Linked DNA regions of Homo sapiens: region 1 is linked to region 2. Evidence: chromatin contacts called from ENCODE Hi-C or POLR2A ChIA-PET data. All regions are on one chromosome and are shown on one strand. The core of a region is the stretch at or near the end of the contact, and the rest is flanking DNA. Distances in the headings are between cores, read along the strand shown.

Region 1 (7,060 bases), core at 1,678-4,177, 140 kb after region 2:
TATCAAAATATACAACATTGAAATTAAAATAAAATTTTAATCGTTAATTCATTTAAGAATAATAATTTCATTACATATTACATATTTTATGAAAATAATTTTTTTAAAATTAAAAGAAACGAGTATCATTGTCTTAGATTTTTACCAACTTCTGTAATGTCTGGCTTATAGAAGATAACTGAATTCCAACACCTACCTCTGCATTCAGTCTATGCCCCTGGGTTGTTTTAGTTGAAATATATGAAGAAAATCTGGCCTCACTCAGATATGTAATTGCAAAAGGGGGGAGCATTTTAATAGCTTTTTTCAAGTAATTGTGGATACTCCTTTTTGATACTGTACTAAAAACTAGTGGTAGTTTTTTAAAAAAGTAGCTGCAATATAGAATCTGAAAGCATAAAAAAGAACCTTTAGTACTGTTTCTAGTCTGTCTTGCACTTTAACAGGACATTTTACCATTGTATGATGCTGTAATATCAGGAGTTGGTCATTTGGAAAATATTGGTTTCCCAAGTAATGCAGATCTTTTAAATATTGACAATTTCATTATATAATGATAAGAACAATACATTTGTTAACATCATCATCAGTCTCATTGGAAAGGCCTTAACTCCTGAGAAACTGTCATATTTCCAAATTTCTTAGTTTCGCCTGAGAGCTCAAGTTTTGTCATTGGCAACAAGTGATGTCAGTTGTTTTTGTTGAAGTGACAGGCTCCCTTCATTCATGTTCAAAAAACTTCCAGATAACCAATCTCAGTGACCATAGTTTGTCCTTTGTTTCTTTCAAGTGAAAATGGCATTCTATTAAAAAATAAATCATAAAAACTTATTCAGCATACAGATCAGTCTCAGACGCTTTTCCTTGACACACCCATCATAGTTGAATATCTAATAGAAGTCTTTCATGCATACTTCCCATTTCGTCTCACAGAATATTAAAAAGGCATACACTCAAGGGATTTAATAAAATTAATAAATCTTCATCAAGGAAGACTTACTGCTTCATCAAGGTCATTCAGTGTAAGTGGTATGTGTTTTATATTTAGGGTATATTTATGAAGGTATATTAAGTATATTAGGGTATATTATTATGAAGAATAACTTAAATATGGGTACCATTTGGTGTCATTGCCTTGATTTATGCTAAGGCACCAGCAGTTTTACCCACTTTGCTTTGGTACCATCAGAGTAAATATCCACACAGTGAAAAAGATAGTATCTTCATATGATCAGCAAAATAATTTTGACCTCACCAAACTTCAGAAAGGGCCTTGGGGACCCCACAAATCTGTGGATCATACTTTGAAAAAGCCGCTGCTATAGATTTTAGAATGAAGAAGGTGAATAATAAGTTTCCTCAGAAAAAGTTTGTCATCAGCAGTCTTCCAGTTTGATTATTGACAAATACAGCATTATTTTATAAAGTAAAATTTAATCTCTTATACTTGATTTACTGGTAATTTCAGAGATTCTGTGCTTAGTGATGATTTAGATAATTAAGATGCTCACTTACTCAAAATTGTATTGAGCTCTATTTTAATTAACTGATACAGAAGAAAAACTTGATTTTATATTGCAGAAGTGCAGTCAACATCTGCACAAACATAGATGGCCGGATAGTATGAAATCCTATCTCTACACTAATTACTTAGGATTGATGGATAAAATAATAGCAAATCGGCCAGCTTTAATATTCCTGGGACTAAAATGGTTTTAAATGGTATAGGGCAACCAGCCTCCAAACTGGAAGGAGTAATTTATTTTACCATCATCCTATTAATTAAAATTAAAGGAACTCATGGGAACAAAACCCAAGGGTTCAAGGTTCATCAATTTATTAGTTGGGTATTTTATTATAATATCAGTATTTTGTAATGATTGCTTTTGGAATGCCAAGAATTCATTGAACAGGGTTCCCAAAAGTTGTCCATATTTTTTAAAGTCTAGAGATAGTGCTAAGATAAATATAAACACATCATAAAATAAGATCAATGGTATTTACATGATGAATACCTGTGGTCAGACATTAGTCTGATTACCTAGGTTCTAAACTGCTAGCTCATTGGTTTGGAACATCTGCAAAGCTATTCCACGCAAAGCCTTCCCCCTTTAGCAAGTTACTTTTATCAATAAGTAGTGATATACATAGACAAAATAATTGTTTTAAAGTTAGTCTTAGGACCAAATTTTCAGTAGGAAAATAATATACCAACCTGAGGGCATATTTCGATTTTTCCACCCCCTCCACCCTTCCCTTTTCAAAAGAAAAATATCTGCTATATGATACCTGAGTAAGCAGTAACTTACTGTTTGTATTCTAATGATTGTAAAACGTTAAGCAGATATATAATGGAATCAGAAGAATTCACCCAAAGCCAGAGTAACTAAGATATGAGTGGTTATGATACCAGGCAAAATGTTATAAGACAAAGCCAACCTTGCAAGATGATAAATTGTCTTATTTTTCCCATCAGTGTCCATTATAAGGTATAATGTGTGAGTCTACACACTGTGGTGTTGATTCTTGTATCTCTGTCCCAATACGGTGTGAGTTCTCTGAGCACACAGTAGGGTTAGATGGGTATTGCTCTTCCGTATTATCCTCTGAGTCTCAATTTTCTTATCTGAAAAAGAGGGAGTCGTCAATTTTTCTAACTTGTTTTAACCACAAGAAGCCCCAGAATCCTTTTTCAAGTGACTTCCTAGGCAACTCTATGCTTTTGTTCTTGGCACCTTCTTTAAATCCGTGGGCTCCTCCAACAAGTTTGGAAACCTGAGACCTAGATGTTTTCCCAGGTCTCTCTCATTTTAAAATTAAGTTTTTCTGTGTTTCTACATTCTCCCCTGGGTGTTCCACAATTGTTTCTCTAGATAAAAAAGCTGAATAGAACCAGCCAGCAAGCAGCTGGTGTGCAGCTGTTATCACTCGAGCCTGAACTTTGTGGCATGCTTTCTTTTGTGGTATTGCCTCTTCCTGCATCCTGGAGGGGGGAGTGGCTTCACAGCCCTTGGGCCACTGCCAGGTGCGACAGCTCTTTTTGGAAAATAATGATAGATGTGGCATCTATTTACTTGGCTACCTAGTATTGGTGCAGAAGCAAATGCTGCTTTGATCCCAGCACTTTAGCAACTTGCACTGTTTGGCAAAACTTGCGCTTCATGTACAAGCCACTCAACACTGTGCCCATCCTGGCAAGGAGAGCATCAGACGCAGCCAGGATACCAGGCTTGCCCTTCTTCGGTTTCCCCAGGAGCAGGCAGGGGACCAGATGGATTAGCTGGAGGACAGTCAGCCATTTTATATTGCCAAGCTCAACCATGCTAGCATTTCCAGGATATAATCCTGTTATGAGAATGTCTTCCTCTATTAGCCTTTGTTTGTGCCAGCTCCAGGGGTGGAGGAAACCCATTTTGCCTGACATACTAAGAAGTGACCTTTCCAGAGCCAGCTACTGTTTGGTGAATAGTTGTCATGGTCTTTCCCCATATCTCTGTATATACATTCATGACTTTTAGAACATAGAAAACTTATTTTTTGTTCTAAAAGCTTATCATCCCGTATATTTCCTTATCCTTTACCCTTACCAGCCTTCTCTACATGACCTCAGGTTTGTGACATGTTTAGCTCACCACCTAGCACATGGTAAGCAGCAAGTACATGCTAGCTGTTTTACTAGCAGTGATGGTGGCGTAAGCATCTCTCTCTCTCTCTCTCTCTCTCTCTCTCTCTGTCTCTGTCTCTCCACCCCCAAGACCCCCTCATTCCCCCCAATCTCCCTCCCTCCCCCACCCCCCACCCTGTCTCTCTCCCTTCTTCCTTCTCTGAAGCAATATGGGATTGTCTTGAATTTCTTCCACATGTCTTTTCAGAGTTTTTACCTTTTTCATTTCTTTTTTCTGAGTCTAGCGCTTTGCTTTCATCTCAGTCTTCAAATGGCCCAGATAAACTGCTTATCAGAATGGATGGGAGCCCAGTGCATAAGATTGCACTTTGGGAGTCACATGGTAGCTTTTAAAGGGAATGGCTTGGACGCTTCAAGAACCTTGCTCATAATATATTAAATGTGTCATAGAATTTTAGAACTGGCCAGGCTCAATGGCTCATGCCTGTAATCCCAGCACCTTGGAAGGATGAAGCAAATGGATCACTTGAGGCCAGGATTTCGAGACCAGCCTGGCCAACATGGCGAAACCCTGTCTCTACTACAAATACAAAAAAATTAGCTGGGCCTAGTGGCGTGCGGCCATGATCCCAGCTACTTAGGAGGCTGAGGCACAAGAATTGTTTGAACCCGAGAGGCGGACGTTGCAGTGAGCTGAGATAGCACCACTGTACTCCAGCCTGGGCAACAAAGCAAGACTCTGTCTCAAAAAGGAAAAAGAAAAAGAAAAGAAAAGAATTTTAGAACTGAAGGGGGCCAGAGGGGTTCCTTGGTACTGTGAGAGATCCCTCACTTTGTGGATAAGGAATCCCAAGTATAAACAGTATGTGATCATCCAGGATTAAATTAAGTGGCTGAGAAGAATGAATCCAGGTCTTCTAGGACCGACCTTTCACTATACCAGACAAAAGAGCACGAAAGTGTGTTGATCAGAGCAGTAGTTTTAATTGTAGTATTTTTGATACATTTGTGAAACATTTTATAGTAATAAAAATTTTTACTTAGGAGCAAAAGAAGTATGTTATCAATCCCAAGGTAACTCTTTTTAAATGTGGACATATAAAATTCCAATTATATGTAGAAGGGCCTCTGCTTAAATCTAAGTTGTAAGAAGTTATACTATTAATAAGAGAACAGATATAAAAATAATAAAATCCTGCCATTTTCGGCAACATGGATGAGCATGGGGGACATTATGTTAAAAATAAGCCAGGCACCGAAAGACAAGTATTGCATGTTCTCACTCACGTGGAAGCTAAAAAATTTGATCTCATGGAGGTAGAGAGTATAATGACGGCTACCTGAGGCTGGGAAGGGTGTGTGTGTGTGTGTGTGTGTGTGTGTGTGTGTGTGTGTGTGTGTGTGTGTGTGTGTGGAGGGCTGGGATGTGGGATAAAGAGGGGTTGGCTAATGGCTATAAACATACAGTTAGCTGGAAGGAATAAGTTCTAATGGTCAATAGGACAGCAGGTGACCATAGTTAACAACAATGTATTGTGTATTTCAAAAGGGCTAGAAAAGAATATTTGGGATGTTCCCAACACAAAGAAATGATAAATGTTTGAGGTGGTGCATATCCTAAATACCCTGCTTTGATCATTACCCATTATATGCATGTATCCATATATCACATGTATCCCATAAATAGGTACTATTATCATATATTAATTTTTAAAAGCCACCTTAGTATGGCCTAGAAGTAGAGGATCAGTGTTGAGGGTATGGGCAAAATTTACCATTGTACCATGCCTGTCACTTAGATCACCCTCCAGCCTGGCCCCTGAAACGCGTACCTGAATGCTAGGGAGATACACTGAAAGAGCATTCCATTAAAATGCCTGTCAAACTGAAGGATGGCAAATTTCTGTACTTGAGGGTTTGTGGACACCCATAGGCAGATTACCAGCCAGTGGCTTCTGCAGCGCCAGGAAACCATGCCTGGGCACAGACCAGCAAATGTCATCAGCAATGGCCATTCCTTAGAATAGGCACAGCAGGGGGACCAGCTTCACAGGACCAGGGGCCCCTTTGCAGCAGAGTCTTCACCTCAGCAAGCAGAGCTCACAGAAAATGAGGGGTGCTGCATGGTATCCGAGAGTGCCAAGTTCATAAATACACATGAGGTTCACTTTGGGAATCCCATACAGAGCTGAAAGAGTGATGAGCATGATATTGAGCATTTAGGGAGCTTTGGTTTCCTCTTCTAGCAATTGTGGATAATAATACTTGGCTTGTAAAGTTATTGTGGGTAACAAATGTGCTAAAGGACATAAAAGGCATATCACACATGAGCTCCACCGGTTGGAGGTCACAGTTGTTGGAGGCCACCTTCATCCCTTGTGTGGCATAGAGAAGCTTCAGAAGCTCTTTTTTCTGTATAGGCCTCTCATCATGCCAGGTGTGTGGTATTCAGCCTTATCTTTAAAATATGGTACCCTCTTCATTGTATTTCATCCTGCCGTCTTACTACAAAAGAGGAGGAGTCCTAAAGGAAGTTAGTAAATACAAAGAAGTTCTTAAGGTCAACCTAAGATAAAGAAATGCTTGCTTGTAAGTGCTGGGTGATTGAATCTATAATTTGCGTCAAGAGAAGTGAAGAAAAATGTTAGGGTGGTGCAAAAGTGATCGTGGTTTTTGCAATTTTTTAATGACAAAAACCACAATTACTTTTGCACCAACCTAACCTTGTTTTAGGCATGTATCTATTTAAAGACACTTTATTTTACCTATAACGTTGATGGGTTTACATTGAACTCAGGGCCAATAGCACTGTAACTCGCACCCAAACAAAGCTTGTCTCACGTGGATTTTCTGCACAGGACACAGCACAGCATCTTTGTGCTTAGGATACCAGGTAGCACACTGACATTATTCTCGGGAGGCTGTTTTAAACAGCAAAATTACCAACTAAAAGCACAAAAATGAGAAAATCTGTGGCACCAAACAAACTGCAAATAGGACACTTGTTTTCTCTCTCGTTTTTTTTTTTTTTTTTTTTTTTTTTTGAGATGGAGTCTCGCTCTGTAGCCCAGGCGTGGCGCCATCTTGGCTCACAGCAAGCTCTGCCTCCCAGGTTCACGCCATTCTCCTGCCTCAGCCTCCCGAGTAGCTGGGACTACAGGCGTCCACCACCACGCCCAGCTAATTTTTTTTTTTTTTTGTATTTTTAGTAGAGATGGGGTTTCACCGTGTTAGCCAGGATGGTCTCAATCTCCTGACCTCTTGATCCGCCCTTCTTGGCCTCCCAAAGTGCTGGGATTACAGGCGTGAGCCACCGCACCCGGACACTTGTTTACTCTATGAGCAGAAACAAGAAACAGAACATCCTCGTGTGCATGCCCATCAGGCATCTCCAATTGCAATCCACATTTGTGGACGTAGAATCCACAAATAATA
Region 2 (7,745 bases), core at 495-2,994:
TCCCCCTAGTGCTGCTTGTTTAAAAATGTGTTAGCACCTCCTCCCCCAACCCCACCCCTTGCCATTCACGTGAAGATGTGCCTGCTTCCCCTTCACCTTCTGCCATGATTGTAAGTTTCCTGAGGCCTCCTCAGAAGCAGAAGCCTGTATCGTCCATAGAACCATGAGATGATTAAACCTCTTTTCTTTATAAATTACCCAGTATATCTTTATAGTAGTGTGAGAACGGACTAATACACAATTTGTTTTATGTATATGTGATTTTATGTATATATGATTTTACCCTTACACAATTTGTTTTATGTATATATGATTTTGTTTCAAAAATGGCATCATATCAAAATTTTTTTCAGATTAGCAGATTCCTCTCCTTAACCTTCTGATTAAAAAAATGCAGAGTATCAGTTTTCTTCAAGATTCTTCCTGCTTCTTTCACAGATTAGACCAGGCATTTATTTGCTTTTCATTTCATTCAACTCCACCCATAAATCCTCAATTTTTCAGGTCCTTTTATTATAAGGAGGCAATAATTCATGTTCACTTGGCTTGTCTGTCCAGACTTGCGTGTCTGTCTGACTCATGCCTTTCACCCAGTCTTGGTTGGGCTGACTTTGAGCCTTCTCATTACTGGGCTTATATGGTCCTAATTACACGTTACTGGGGTACACACAGAAATCACCAATTAGTTTTTGACTTTAAACAGATCACTTACCTCTCTGGGGTAAGTGATTCATGCAATTGTTTTCCAATCGACTTTTTAGCATCTTTTGCACACCTAACCAAATGTTGGGAATTCTACAATTAATATGACCCAGCCCTGCCTTCCAGGAATAATAGGGAAAAGCAGAGAGGCAAATAACCACAGATAGGTAAAAGTCCATGTAAATGAAGAGAAAAAGACAGCCTTGAAAGAGTATGACCACAGGTTTGCCAAATCCCTTTTAAACTCTAAAAATATACCACTCCAATGGAAAGAAAGTAATTTTTTCATGATCTGAGGTACTGTATTTAGATTTCCTCCTCAAAAACACTGAAAAATAGGGATGGAACTTGGAAATATGTAATGTGGGTTGACTCGTATATTCCCCAAAATACAAGCCTCCCAAGGTGGTCTGGAATTGCCACCAACATTTGGACAGCAGGGGTGGGGATGTTCCTGTCAGTGTCTGCCACATGGGAGAGTTTCATGAATATTTGGTGAATTAACTAGTAAATAATTAGCAGACATAACAGACCAAAGTAGAGGAAACTGTATAGCTTTTTTTTGTTGGTATGGATTTGGCAAAGGCTAAGACATGGGAAATGTGACTCTGGGGACAACAGTGGAGCATGAATTCCTTGGGACATGAACTTGGGCCGTTATTCATCCTGCTGTGTTTCCAAAGCTGATTTTCCAGCAAAACAATAATAATAATAATAATAATAATAATAATAATAATAATAATAATGACAACAACTTAGCAAGCTTGGAGATAAGTTACCAGAACTCATAGAGTTACAGATTAATGCTTCGGCCTACAACAAAGTGAAACATTTTTCAAACATAGAATATGCATTTACCATTAAGCAGGCCTACCACAATTCTATGTAGACATTTAAATTTTGGCAAATCATTTACGATGTCTGTAAGTTTCAGACATGTGTAAGAAGGAGCAATGACAGACTTCTCTGTGGTATGCATTGCCTGCTTCAGTCAGTCCAGTGACATTCTGGGCTTCCAGGTGTGGCAATCAAGCAGGAAGTGTGCTGGGAGGGTCACAGCATAAGGCAGCTGCCCGGGGAGCAGATTCAAAGCACAGCTGTTTGGCTCAGAGAACAGCAGATAGGAAGAACACTTCTGCCTGCTACAGAAATCAGCTGGGATATCTGCTATTCTTGCAAATTGGTCTATATTAAATACGTAATTCAGAAACTAAAATTAAAACTAAAACGAAGCCACAATTTCTGGAGCAATCTTCAAACATTCCAGTCATAGCAGCACTTCTTTTAATACAGCCAGCTATCTTTTGAGGCTAAAAAGGAATTTCCTCTAAGCAGAAAAGTCTGAAGAGAGTTCTTCAAAGATCCTTGAGGGGAGCTCATCTGATAGCAGGAAAGGAAAGTTCAAGATGCCTCAGAGACTACATGTATGGAAAAATACTTTACACTGTCAAGGGGAGAGGAGGTCATCTTAGATGATACATGAGAATGCAGTATCTAGGTAGAAATCCTGCTCAAAACTAAAAGAAGAGTATGTAAAGCTATAACCTTGTAAAATAAGGACTCAAGAATGTGTGTGTGTGTGTATGTAATACATTATATATATGATTGCACATATATTAAAGGCAGGGGTGATGTCCAAAATATTTAACAACTGCTGTAACAATATACAGTGATCAATGGCCTTAGTTTGTCTGGAACTAAGGGCTTTTCTGGGACATGGGAATCTCAGTGTTAAAACTGGGACACTCCTGGGCAAATTGGGATGGTTGCTCACCCCAGGCACTAATCAACTGCAATACATGCTAGCAATACACAACCAATGTGGCCTTAATAACAACACACCTGATCTCTCATCCTTAATACCTGAGGATGTTTGTACAGGATAAGCCCTGGGAACCATGCAGTCTTGCATTTCTCCAAATTGCTCATGCATTTGCCTGCCTCTGTGCCTTTGCACACACTGTTCCCTCCACCTAGAAAATCCTTTCCTGACTTGGCCAACCCCTGTCACTTCCTGCAAGAAGACTTCCTGGCCCTTCAAAAACTATATTAGGCACCTCCCTGAAGGTCATCCCTAGGACTCTGTATTTACTCCTATATTTAGAATTTTGGAGGAAAAGATAAAGCGGAAACATAAATCCAAAGAAGCAAGACTATGAATCCCAATTCATTTATGAATGAGGATGAGTGGGAGAGCAACTCCCCAAATTCGGAATCAAAGTAATTCAGTGACAGTTGGTAATGTTCTCCAGGAGGCCACTAAAGCTACTACGGTCTTTTGTTCATGCTGCCAGACCCTCCAGGCAGAGTAGAAAAGAATCTGAACCTGATGATTTTAGGCACAATAATGAAGACGAGATTTTCTGCAGGTGTTAACCAGAGTTCTGCTAATTAAAGAATTTCCTCTCCTCAAGTGATCCGCCTGCCTCGGCCTCCCAAAGTGCTGGGATTATAGGCGTGAGCCACCATGCCGGGCTCACAGTCAACTTGAGTTTGGCCATGAGCCAGATGAGGCATGGGTGTGAACTCAGGTGGAACCAGGTCAGGAATGGGGGAACACCCAAGGGACTGCATCAGTTAGGGCTTCGGCAGGAAATAAGTGGCATGCTCGTAACAGGAAAATTGAAGGAAATTTTAATAAAAACGAGAGATCACAAGGGGTTAGTGAAATATCTGGGGCTGGTAGAGCAGGTGTTACCACCCCAAGGCCTGAAGTGGAGTAAGGGAGGGAGTGGTTACCAGAACCCAACAACAGGAAGGGCTGCCTGGGAAGGGCCATATGACAAGAGCTTGACACTATGGGGGCAGGACTCAGCCAGCAGGCCGTGACATGCAGAGGCAGTCTGTGTGTTAGTTAATGGTATACAGTAGGTGCTCAATAAGTGTTTGTATTAATGTTCCTGTTATCATTATTACTGCTTTTTGATACACATTATATATTCCATGACATCTGATGTTTTCCCATTGAAGAGGCTGAAGTGTCAAGGGAATAAGGGAAAAGTAAAGGAAGGAGGCTTCTTCATTACATTCTCTCCAGCACCAAGAGAAGACAGTCCCTGGAGATGTTAAGAAACAGAGGCTACTGTGGCAGCCAAGAAACCCAGAATGCCAGAGACAGCAGAGGGATATCTGCAGGAGAGATGGTAAGGCCAAACTTCTGGATTGCCTCATGTTGTTTAAAACATCCGCCCCTAGGAAAGGGTTGGGAGGCTCACAAATTCCTGTTATACTTAAAAGAGGAAATAGACCAGAAAGGTGAAATTGAGTTTATGTAAAACAATGTATGTATTACACAGAGAAATGAAAACTCTTCAGTAATTCATTGGCGATCTTAGCACATGTCTCAGAAAGCAGAGAAAACTGGTTACCTCCAACAACTGCAAAAAGTCATGGTCTGCATAAACTTTGTCCTGTATAATTGGCCACAACATAAGAGCATTTGCAGAAATTGATGCTGTTCAAGTGTCCCCTATATTTGGGAAGCCAGGATTTTGTCCTCTCTACCCCCAATAAGTATAATCTTTTATAATAAAAATTTATATTTTGACAACCTGACATAGCTATGTTTAAAATCAAAAATTAGTAATGGCAAGTTAATAGAATTCTGTGGATCCATGAGTCACAAAGTTCAGCATCAAATAAGAACACAGAAACAGAGAATGCAGAACACAATTTCTGCCAGGGGAGTAGGAATGAGTTGAGGGCAAACAAGGGACTAACACCAAGAACACGTAAGATAGAATCCCTCGGCTTAACATTTCAGTCTTAGATTACCTTGACTGTTTTGATTCAAGAAACTTGAATAGATATTGATAGGTTGTGGAATCCTTTTTTTCTGTCACTTAGTTTTAGATTTGTTTTTTTTTAAACAGTTTTATTGAAATACAACTCACACATCACATAATTTTCCCATCTAAAGTGTACAATTAAGTGAATATTAGTATATTCACAGATACATGCAACAATAACCACAGTCAACTTTATTATTTTTATTTATTTATGTTTTATTTTTTAGACAGAGTCTTGTTCTGTGGCCCAGGCTGGAGCGCAGTGGCACAATCTGGGCTCACTGCAACCTCCACCTCCCAGATTCATGCAATTGTCCTGCCTCAGCTTCCTGAGTACCTGGGAGTACAGGTGCGCGCCACCATGCCTGGCTAATTTTTTGTATTTTTAGTAGAGACAGTGTTTCACCAAGTTGGCAAGACTGGTCTTGAACTCCTGACCTCAAGTGATCTGCCTGCCTCAGCCTCCCAAAGTGCTGGGATTATAGGCATGAGCCACCATGCCGGACCCACAGTCAACTTTAGAACATTTTTATCACCTCAGAAAGAAACCCTGTGCTCTTTAGATATTGCCTATCTGTCCCCCATCTTCCCCTGCCACCTCCCATTCCAAGCAACTACTAATCTATCTTCTGTCTCCAGGGGTTTATCTATTCAGGCCATTTCATATAAATGAAATGATATAATGTGAGATCTTTTGTGACTATCTCCTTTTACTTAGCATGATGTTTTCAAGGTTAATCTACGTTGTCACCTGTTATCACTGCTTCATTCCTTTTTATGGCAGAATAACATTCCACTGTGTAAATACACCACGTTGTATTACTGCTCATCAGTTGATGACAATTGAGTTGTTTCTATCTATTCTAAGATGCGTTAATGTTGCTATAAACATGCGTGCATGCATTTTTGTATGGATATATGTTTTCATTTCTCTTGGATAGATACCTAGGGGTGGAATTGATGGGTCATGTAGTAACTCCATGCTTAACTATTTCAGGAACTCCCAGACTGTTTTCCAAAGTAGCTGCACCATTCTCCATTCCCATGACTCCATTTTTCTTACTTCCCTTAGGACTGTTAAAAAGTTAGTCAACTTAATATCCAAGTGAAAGCACAAAATACTGGGGTGGTCTATACACAGTCACAACCACGAATAATTCTCAGAATAATTCCGCTTTCACTTTCCTATCCATTCCCAAAAGTATACTGACCTTCTACAGCAAGTCACAGCAAATCTTGAGCAGATTCACGTAAGAACTCTGTAGTCCTTTGTAGTAGCTCTGTGAAATGCAAACACCTTATGTATTTTATCTTCAAAAAGGAAGTGAGATAGATAGGAAGGGCATGACTGTCTCCATGAAGCAGATGGAAAAACAAAAACACAGGCAAATTAACTTCACTTGCCTTAAGACACATCTAAGTGGTGATGTCAGAGAGAGTATCACATATTTCAATCTCTTCCCTCAAGGAAGTTATAATTGAGTAGGAATTATAAGGTCTTACTAAGATCATACATGATAACAGTACAAGCTGCATGTGCTATGAGTCAAATGAATGACAAGCCAAAATGTAATAAGAGCACGGTAAAATGTGAGAGCAGCGGGATAAGCGTGTACTGGGGAGGATGAAGGAAGATATAAGGAAGATCTCCTGAAGGAGAAGAAAAGGTGGCACCAGAACTGAGCTTCAGAGGATGCATAGGAGTTTGAGAGTTTGACTCAGACTAAGTTGAGAGAAGACACTCCTGGCCTACAGAGCAACAAAACCAATGACTTCGAAAATGCAAGCAGAGCCAAGGAACAATGGGTAGTCCAATCTGAGTGGAAAATATTCCCTTAAATTTAGCTGAGTAGTAACAGGTTGTGAGATTGGTTATAGATGACAGATTAAAGAATCTGGTCTTGGCCAGGCATAGTGGCTCATGCCTGTAATTCTAGCACTTTCGGAGGCCAAAGCAGGCAGATCAACTGATGTCAGGGGTTCAAGACCAGCCTGGCCAACATGGTGAAACCCCATCTCTACTAAAAATACAAAGACTAGCTGGGTGTGGTGGCTCATGCCCGTAATCCCAGCTACTCAGAAGGCTGAGGCAGGAGAATCAATTGAACCCAGGAAGCAGAGGTTGCAGTAAGCCAAGATTGCACCACTGTACTCCAGCCTGGGTGAAGGGGTGAGACTCTGAAGGGGTGAGACTGTCTCATTAAAAAAAAAAAAAAAAAAAAAGAATCTGGTCTTTATTCAGTAGGCAGTAGAGAAACACTGGCAGAAATTTTAGCGAAGGATTTTCATAAACAATGTGGTGTTTTAATGATACTATTTTGGCAATGCTGTATAAAAAAAAGGTAAAAGGATAGGTAATGAAAGTGGAAACAGTAGATATAAGACTAGCAAAGTAGGCCAGATGCAGTGGCTCACACCTGTAATCCCAGCACTTTGGGAGGCCGAGATGGGTGAATCACTCGGGGCCAGGAGTTTGAGACCAGCCTGGCCAACATGGCAAAACCCCATCTCTGCTAAAAATAGAGAAATTAGCTGGGCATAGTGGTACATGCCTGTAATCCCCGCTACTCAGGAGGCTGAGACAGGAGAATCACTTGAGCCTGGAAGGAAGAAATTGCAGTAAACCGAGATTGTGCCACTCAAACTCCTATGCATTTTCTAAAGCCCAGCTTTGGTGCCACATTTTCTTTTCCTGTAGTGAACAGACATCCCTTTGAGACAGGGGACTCTGTCTCAAAAATAAAATAAAATAAAATAAAATAATAAAATTTAAAAGACTAGCAAAGTAGTCCAAGTGTAAAATAACAAATGTCTAAATCAGAGATTCTAAACCAGGGGATTATTTTGCCCCCATAAGACATTTCCAATGTCTGGAGACATTTTAGGCTGTCATACCAGGGAGAGTGCTTCTGGCATCCATGAAGTAGAGACATCCTACAAAGCACAGGAGAATACCCTACCAAAAAGAGTCACCTGACCCACAATGTAAATAGTGCCCAGGTTGAGAAAACCTGGTCTAAATCAAGGTGGTGGCAAGGGAAAATAAAAGCAAATGACAGATATGAGAATTACTTTCAAGGAAAAGGTGATAGGATTTGATGACTGATTGGGTTTGGGGGCAAAAATTGGGGAGTAGATAGTTTATAACTTGCGTGGTTGACAAAATTATGACAGCGAAAACAATTTTTTTTGAGACAGGGCCTTGTTCTGTCACTTAGGTTGGAGTGCAGTGGCACCATCACAGCTCACTGCAGC

Evidence for each region. Hi-C counts contacts between places; a loop is a spot of excess contacts on that map. ChIA-PET counts read pairs that join two places held with the same protein, here RNA polymerase II (POLR2A). Pooled maps may share reads with other maps.
Region 1: a pooled map shows a loop between it and region 2 (2.3-fold over the local background). The contact joins two enhancer-like sites. A Hi-C loop is called at or near these places in 20 of 37 single-sample maps with no recorded cell type and 5 of 50 pooled maps. POLR2A ChIA-PET finds 5 or more read pairs at or near these places in 2 of 52 experiments (MCF 10A and OCI-LY7).

The regions. Positions count from the first base shown.
Region 1 is chr4:173,261,889-173,268,948 of GRCh38, forward strand. The region is part of intron 2 of GALNT7 (polypeptide N-acetylgalactosaminyltransferase 7); the gene reads left to right. LOC124900812 (a long non-coding RNA gene) reads right to left here. Exons shown (of 3, transcript XR_007058367.1): 2 at 2,440-7,060; 3 at 1-803. MIR548T (microRNA 548t) reads left to right here and starts at 6,272; the gene lies at 6,272-6,345. Within about 2 kb of position 2,928, at least 5 of the 41 ENCODE cell types and tissues checked have a DNase peak (open chromatin) inside an H3K27ac peak, as active enhancers do.
Region 2 is chr4:173,119,452-173,127,196 of GRCh38, forward strand. No RefSeq gene overlaps it. Among named protein-coding and RNA genes, the nearest start is that of GALNT7, 45 kb to the right of the region's middle. Within about 2 kb of position 1,745, at least 2 of the 41 ENCODE cell types and tissues checked have a DNase peak (open chromatin) inside an H3K27ac peak, as active enhancers do.